Regions from separate parts of the Homo sapiens genome. Here region 2 is linked to region 1. Evidence: chromatin contacts called from ENCODE Hi-C data. All regions are on one chromosome and are shown on one strand. Each heading gives the region's core, a stretch centred on a gene start or an enhancer-like site at or near the end of the contact. The rest is flanking DNA. Distances are from core to core; before and after follow the strand shown.

Region 1 (4,041 bases), core at 1,517-4,016:
TAATCCCTATTCTAAAGAATCACAGACAAGGCAGGCCAGTTAGTAAAGTGGACAAGGACACGCTAAAGCCCGTTGATCTGATCATGCACTGCTGGGTAACAAAGTATCCAAAGCTCAGCTGCTTCAGACACTCATTTTATTTTGCTAGCAATTTTATGCATAGGAAACTCAGACAGAACACAAGCTTGTCTCTGTTTCACAGTGTTCAGGCTCTCAGCTGAGATGATTCAAACAGCCAAAGACTCTTCTGGAGGCCTCTTCACGCACACGTCTGGTGCCTGTGCTCGGGGAACCTGGTAGGCTGGCCCCCGCCAGTACTGAGGAACAGAGCACCTCCACAGAAATCCTCTGTGTGGCTTGGGCTTCCTTACAGCATGGCGAGCTCAGAGTGGCCCAGCAGACAAGGCAGAAGCTCTCTGGCCATTTGCCACCTACCAGGGAACCAGATGGACTCAGTTCCACCATGCTGTGTTAGCTGAAGCAGTCACAAGCCCACCCACACTCAAGGGAGAGAATATAGACCTTAAGTTTCCAGGGGAGGAATGTCAAAGGATGTGGTGATGTGCTTGGAAATCCCCACACCCAGCACTAGGCTGTTAAATAACTTATGGCCCAACTGTACAAAGGAATACTAGGGAGCCATCAAAAAGTAGGCTGCTGTGCTTTGTATTGATGAGGAATGATCTCCCAAGATGCAGAGTTAAGTGAAAATAAGCTAGGAGCTGGGCAGCATAGATAGTATGTGCTGCTACTAACGTGCACAGAGAAAGGGGGGGTGGAGACACAACACGTGCCTGTATGTGCACAGACCAGCTCCAGGAGGATGCATGAGAAATCGGCAGCAGGCTTGCTTCTGGGGAAGAGAAATGGCAGCATTGTCAAGACACTTCATTTTCACTTTTTATCCTTTTGCACAGTTTTTTTTTTTACTGTATGTCTATACCATAGGTTTGAGGAAAATCTTTATAAAAATTAAAAATAAAACAATAAGTTATAATAAGCACCATCATGAAGTGATATCAAGACATTATTTTGAAGCTCACTTGGTTTACCTAATATGTATACTACAATCACATGTATGCACAAAATAAAATGGCATATAAGGAGTAGTTACATATCAAACTGTTGAGAAGGGTGTAGAATGAGGGATAAGACCTCTTCATTTTATTCCTCAGGCTTCTGAAATTTTTAATTTTTTATAATGAGAATGTGTTGGCACAATACTTGTGAAAATGTCTTAAGTAAGAAAACACACAACTTTAAATAAGAGAGAGACACTGTCCTACAGTACGATGTATGGTAAGGGGAGAGGAGGGAGCCACTGCACGGAGCTGGCTGTCAGGGAATGTTTCCTGGAGGAGAAGGCTTCTGAGCTCTCAGAGAATGTTGTATCTCTTTCAGTCAATGGAGGATCAGCCCCAGAGAAGGAACCCTCTTGGTCTCACCTGCTTCTTCTCCAAGAAGATTAAGTCCTGATAGGGCTGCCTCCCCTTCCTACGTGCAATGCCGCTGGGATTTGCTGGGCTAAGACAGAGAGGGGTAACCATTGTCTCTAAACACCATAGGGTCCTTGCCTCTGTTTTTCCTCTGTTCCCTGCTGCAGACATAAATTTGGGTGACTTCATAATCCCTGCTTTGTGCCAGATGCTGCTGAAGCCCTTTGTCTTAAGTTAAAGAGGGGCACCATTATGATAAACGTGCCCATTTCACAGATAAGCAAATGGGCACACAGAGAGGTTAAGTGCTGTGACCAAGGTTACACAACTGGAAAATTCAGAGCCAGGATTTTGAACCCATTCAGGCTGGTTCCTTCAACCAGGCACTCCCCCTCTCTTCAGGCACATTTCCTTCCAGCTGCTCACTCTCTTCTGCTGTTACAGGAAAGCGGTCCCCATCCAGACCCCAAGTGAAGGTTCTTGGATCGCAGTTGCGCAAGAAAGGGTGAGTCCACAGTGCAAAGTAAAAGCAAATTTACTAAGAAAGTCAAGTGGTGAAAGGACAGCTACTCCACAGACAGAGGAGGACATTCCCGAAAGTAAGAGGAGGAACGCGTCCACCCTAGGTACAATGCTTGTATATATGGGCAGATGTGCTCTGCTACGAGGGTTTGTGATAAAGGATTAGTTTTCTTAATTACTGTATTTTACAAGAATCGATATTATTATCTTTAAAGTAAAATTAGGAATGCCTTTGTTCTCCAGATATCAGGATATCTGGACACTCCCAAGTCTGGGTCTGTTTAGTAAACATTATTAATTTGTTCCTTAACCATAAACATCTAGAGGCTCAGAATGCCTGACTTTCTGGGAACGCAGCCCAGCAGGTCTCGGCCTCATTTTCCAGCCCTCACTCAAGATGGAGTCGCTCTGGTTCCAACGCCTCTGACACTGAGACACTCCAGTACCCCCAGACCCTCCTCCTCCTCCCATCTCTCTCCCTTCACCCCTCCCTCCCTCCTCTCCTCTCTCCCTGCCTTCCTGCCCTTGCACTGCCAGGCTGGCATTGAGGAAGGTCGGCTTCCTTCCGCAGACAGCACATTTCAGCCAGCTCAGCTTCCTGAAGGCAACCCTCCTCCAAACCCTTTACAATTTATTTATCTAATTAAAAATCTCTCAGCAGCTCAACATGCTTGAAGAGTTCATATTTAACCAACACTCACGGCCACCCCAACCCATCCAGGCAGGGCAGGCCCTCCCAAGAGCCTTGCCCTCTCAGGCCCTGGGAGCTGGGCTGGGCAGAGCCTCCACTCAGCTCCCCAAGTCCACCTAGAGCAGGGGGGCCGGGCACCCCAGGCTCGCCCTGGCCCCCGCCAGCTGCGTTTCCGGCCAATGAACCTGCCGCTCAAAGCCTCCTTTTTAATTAACTCCATATCTCAGGCGGCCGGAGCACGTGGGCAAACTTCTGTCTGACTTCCCTGCGAAGCCCAAGCACACCCCAGTTTGCTTTCTAAGAATAGAAGCGGGAGATGGCGGGGAGGGAGGAGGCCGGAATCTAAAAATGAATGCGCAGCCCAGAGCGAAACAACCCAGGCCAGCAGAGGGGAAAGAACGCGGCGCACGCGTGCACACACACGCGCGCGCACACACACACGCACACACACGCAGAGCCCAGCCCAGTGGAGCTGTCTGCTGCCATCCTGGGTGTGAGCCGCGGACCTGGCAGCCTGCCCAGCTGTCTGGCAGGGATGGGGGTGGCGGTGGCGCTGCTCATCCCGGCAGCAGGCAGCTGGGGACGCCCATGGGAGTCTGGAATTTTTTTTTCTGGGCCGCTTGGTTTTCCCCAGTAGACAGAGGTGACTCACAGGCTGGCAGGCTAAGTGGCTCAGGGGATCATGAGAGCCCCGATGCTGCGGTGCAAAGTTCCAGGAATTCAGAAACCAAAATGCCTGGGGCAGGAGAAAGGGCAAGACTTAGCCCCCACCAGGAAGACCAGGGAGAAAAGGTAACTCCAGCTCCACTGTTGAGGGGACACTTTGGAAGAAATCGGGATGTCTACTTAGCTGCTAGTAATAATAACAATAAAAACAACACCACCACCAGCTGCCATTCATTGAGATTTTGCTCTGTCACGCTCCGTTCTAAACTCTATACTTGGAATATCTCGTGAGCCTCACAACAGCCATGCGTGGTACCACTACTCCTGCCCCCATTTCCCTGATGAGGAAACTGAGGCCGGGGAGTTTGCTGTGTGCCCAAGCTCACATACTCAGGAAGGGCTACGCCAGGATCTGAACCCAGGCGGGCCTCCTGCACCAGCAGCAGCACGTCCCTGAAAGCCAGCCCTGCCCGTGGGTGCCTATGCTTGCAGCTGTGGCACCCAGGAGTGGCCGGCACCCCGGGCAGACGTGCCGGTAGGAGTGAGGTTATGGTTCAGTATCAGGTAACAACGAACCAAACAGAGAGAAAGTTTTCCCCTCCCAATTGTCTTTCACCCTTCCTAATTATCTGTGAAGGAGAAAGTCTCAGTTGGGTGCCAACTTGTCCTCAACACTCCCTGAGCACTTGGATTCCTTTTTTGAACCAAGAGAGCAGGCTCACGCTC
Region 2 (4,013 bases), core at 348-2,847, 44 kb before region 1:
TCAGCAGGGATCCCGTTAATTCAGTTCAGCAAGAAATCCCCTACGTGAGATGTCTCCTCTCACTAACTTTTCCTCCACTAACTACCCCCCTATTCTGCGCACTGGTGATAAATCCTTCGCTATCATTGCTGTGTTTGGAACTGAGCTCTCTAAGGCCATGAGGAATGAGAGGGCATCAGGGCAGAGCGTCCTGCCTGAGTGACCATCCCCACCCTCCTCACTCTCTCCTCCTCTATCTCATAGGATTTCAGCTGCCAGCAGCAGGGAGCCCAGCTCAAAGTGGCATACGTGAAGAGGACCTGAATTTCTGGCCTGCCAAGAAACCCAGGGGCGAGGGAGCTTTAGGGTTGGTCAATGGTTATGAAGGAATCAGGTTCTTCCCAAACCCCCTGCTGCTCCACCACCTTGACACATTGGCTTGGCTGTGAAGGGTCCCCTCATGGTTCCAAGATGGCTGCCAGGGCCCCAGGAATGACATGCAGACAGGACTACACACAACAGGATGGGGACACGGCTCCAGGTGCATCTTCTTTTCAGAACAAAGAAAATGTCCCAGAACCGCCTCTCTTCAGTTCTCACTGGTCACAGCTGGGCACACATGAACCCCTGGAGAAATGGGACTGCCTTGATTGACTAGGCTGGAGCCAGGGCTTGGACCACCTGGACGACGGTGGATCCCTGAACGAAGCCAGGCCACTGTAGGAGAGAGAACGGCAGCATGGCTGCTGGGAAGCAGACGACCATAGCTGCTACATCCTTCCATTTAGAGGCGGGGAAACCGAGGCCAAGGAGGCCAACTGAGTACAGGGAACTTGAACCCTGACTGGCACAACTCAGCCAAGATGTCTTGTTTCTGATTCCAAATGATGACAGCCCCGCAGACCCCTCCAGGGCTCCCATGACAGGTGAGTCAGTCTTGGGCCGGCTTTGCAGCCTGCACACACACAGCCCCACCCTATCCCCTCACCCCTCCCACCCCCGACCCCCCGAGCACTGTGAACCTTCAGCCTTTGTGCCCTCATTAATCCACTCTCAGTCAGACTCCCTGACATCTGCTCCACTCTAAACAAGCCAACTATGCAAGGCCGTCAGCAGGGCCCAGCCTGTGGTCGTCCCCAAATTGTAATATCCACTACGTCCCTGACTTGGAACCAGACGGCCAGGGAAGGAAACGATCCCTGTTTCCTAAGGGTTCAGAAGTTGCCCCCGGTCAACGGTTGCACTTAACACACCCACTTCTGAGGGCGAGGAAAGTTTTCACATCCACAGAAACGCCGTGGGAAATGGTCAGGGCCCTGGAGCCTTCCCGCCTTGCTGAGGGGTGGCGGGCACCATGCCCTCCCCATCTGGCAGTATCATCACTGTAGGGACACCCTGGAGAGCTCCCTTCTCGATGCTGGGGCTGTGTCTACCTGGAATGACCTGGGTGAGAGACTGGACCGTCAGCTCAGGCTCTCAATGAGGACCCACCAGCAGAGCACTCAGCTGCTCACCGCTTGAAGAATTGCAGGAGCAGGTGTGCACTGTAGAGGAAGGGCGTGACTGCATGACAGGCATTTCCCCACGCACCATCAGGGTTACAGCCTGAGACATTCTTGACGCTGGCTGTCTCGCATCTCACCCACACGTGTGCAATCCGTGCGGCCCAATGCAACATCACGCCGTATGCTCAGCAGCTCCAGGGCCAGCACAGTACCTGGCACTGAACCCGTATTTGCTCAGTGAAGGGACTGGGTAAATGAAAGAAAGGACTTTAAATCTCCATGATGCAGGGAGTGAAACAGCAAACAAATGAGGCCCACAGTCTCTGATCACCCTGGGCCTCCCAAGCAAACCCCGCCGGGCAGCCCGTGCACTGTGTCATCCTGACTCAGTTGTGAAGAAACTTTCTGTCCTCAGGCAGCTCCCAAGCTGGGTCAGCTCGAAGATAACCACGTCAGGCCCTTCCCCGCAGATGGGAGGTGTGTGACTGACTTTGAAATCACTTTGGCCTTTGAGTTTTAAAAGAGGTTGATTCCGATCAACTGACCTGAATGTTAATGGCATGGGAGTTTAATTTGTATTCAGACAGGAAGAAAATCAGCCACTCTGAGGAGATGGTGCTGTTTAATTAGGTCTAGTAGTTAACTCAGAATAAAGGCAACACACTGCCAGGAACCAGGAAGGGAAACGACGTCCCCTGGGAACTCGTAGACTTCAGAGGAACTGCGGAATCAGAAGCTGGTGGCTTAGAAATGATGACTTCGTTTCCTGAAAGTCACCAGAGCCTCCCAGCCAGGCGCTGAGGACAAGGCATTTGCTCCTGTGACTCCTGAGTCAGTCAAAACAGTGAAGGAGAAGAACAGTGACAATGCGTGGGTACAAACTCCAGTGCACATGAGTGCTCATGCACGTGTGTGTGTGTGTGTGTGTCTGTGTGTGTGTGATTGTGTGCACAGGGTGGCGGGGAGGAGGGCATCCAGTTTTTAATATAAGGAAGCTAAATCTCTTCTAATGCTGATAGCAACACAATTCCTAACAGCCCACACACTACAAAGAACTGAAATACCCATCCACAATACAACAGATGAATTGACAATGGCAGAGTCATGCAATGGAATACTACACAGCAGTGAAAAAGAGCGGGCTCCACTATGCACATAACAGGGATGAACTGCAGAGACATCATGAGGAGTAAGAGAAGACAGTGCCCGAGGTCACATACTGTATGGTTCCATGTATACAACGTACAAGAACAAGAAGAGCTAATTTACGGTGATAGAAGGGAGAATAGGGATTCCCCTAGCGGGAAGGTCAGCCTGGGAGTGGGGAAAGGGGAACTCTATAGCTTGATCACAGTGGGGGTTAGACAAGCAGGCGTATGTGCAAAAACGCACTAAGTGGCACGTTTTGCAAGACTTGTGTGCTCTATGTATGGTATACCTCAATTTAAATATATGTATATTTAAAGAAAAGCCTATTCTAAGGAACATGGCAACTAAGGCAACCACGGATCGCCTTGGTGTCACACTTCTGACACGTGCAAGCTCAGTGCTGTGTCCCTCCCCATGTGGCCGACACCTGCTGCTCCAGTCATGGGGATAATACCCTCACAATTATAGGTTGAATTTCTTACAGTTGTCTCTCCAGTTCACAGCATAAATTACACGTCTTCCCTGCACCCTCTTCGCCAACAAGGTCTAATAAAGTGGGGGGATTTGGCATTTCTTGCATTTATTTAAGGGCTCCAAGGGTGGGGAGGCACGAAGATGCTGCAGATTACTAACTGATTTGCTCCTTATGAAATTACACGGCAGGCGTGAGGCTGTCCCCGTCGCCACAGGCGCTCGAGAGGAAGAAATGAATTATGCTTCAAAGTTATAAGATGTGAAAATTGATTCAGGAATGCTAGCTGTTTTCAATTTTATATTGCCATTTATTTTAAGAACACCCAGGCTCTCCCAAACAGGAGTTTATAGCAGATATGAAAACATAATTAACACTTAAACTGACGCCGCAGACCTGGGCTGGTGGCCCTTTATGCTCTGATCTGCGTAGCCAAGGCTAACAGGATTCGAACCAGGTTGAAACAAAGAAACAAGAAACATCTGACAATTAATAAAACATAAAGAATCCACTGCCTTTTTTCAGTTTCCCCTCCCCATCCTGTCTCCCTCTGAACTTTTATGTGGAAACTTCTTTGAGAAAGGAAGGACACAGTTAATAAGAGGATGGCAGGGACTTATATATTCAAAGGTTGAAAGGAAGCAGATCTTGCAAAATCAAAGAACCCACTGGAGATGACTTTGCGCAGCTGCAAGATGGCCTGATGGGGGCTGGGGAAGGCATGGAGTTTACAGATAGAAGGAGCTGGAGCTCGATGTCTGCTGGTCAGAAGTCATTTCACACCTCTTAAGCCTCAGTTTCTTCCTTTGTAAGTTGGGGATAATAGCAGGACCCAGCTCTGAGGGCCCGTGGGAGGATTAAGTGAAGTAATGGATGCAAAGCCCACTGCAGGGCACTGGGGCATTCAG

The links. A loop is a pair of places that touch in the nucleus more often than their neighbours do. Pooled maps may share reads with other maps.
Region 2: a loop to region 1 is called in a map of spleen, with 7 times the contacts of the local background. The contact joins two enhancer-like sites. A Hi-C loop is called at or near these places in 6 of 168 maps with a recorded cell type or tissue (heart left ventricle, heart right ventricle, spleen and 1 more) and 4 of 50 pooled maps.

What each region holds. Positions count from the first base shown.
Region 1 is chr20:57,747,938-57,751,978 of GRCh38, reverse strand. No RefSeq gene overlaps it. Among named protein-coding and RNA genes, the nearest start is that of NKILA, 40 kb to the right of the region's middle. RefSeq lists enhancers at 2,589-3,446, 3,447-4,041. Within about 2 kb of position 2,766, at least 25 of the 41 ENCODE cell types and tissues checked have a DNase peak (open chromatin) inside an H3K27ac peak, as active enhancers do.
Region 2 is chr20:57,790,380-57,794,392 of GRCh38, reverse strand. No RefSeq gene overlaps it. Among named protein-coding and RNA genes, the nearest start is that of NKILA, 82 kb to the right of the region's middle. RefSeq lists an enhancer at 1-95. Within about 2 kb of position 1,597, at least 2 of the 41 ENCODE cell types and tissues checked have a DNase peak (open chromatin) inside an H3K27ac peak, as active enhancers do.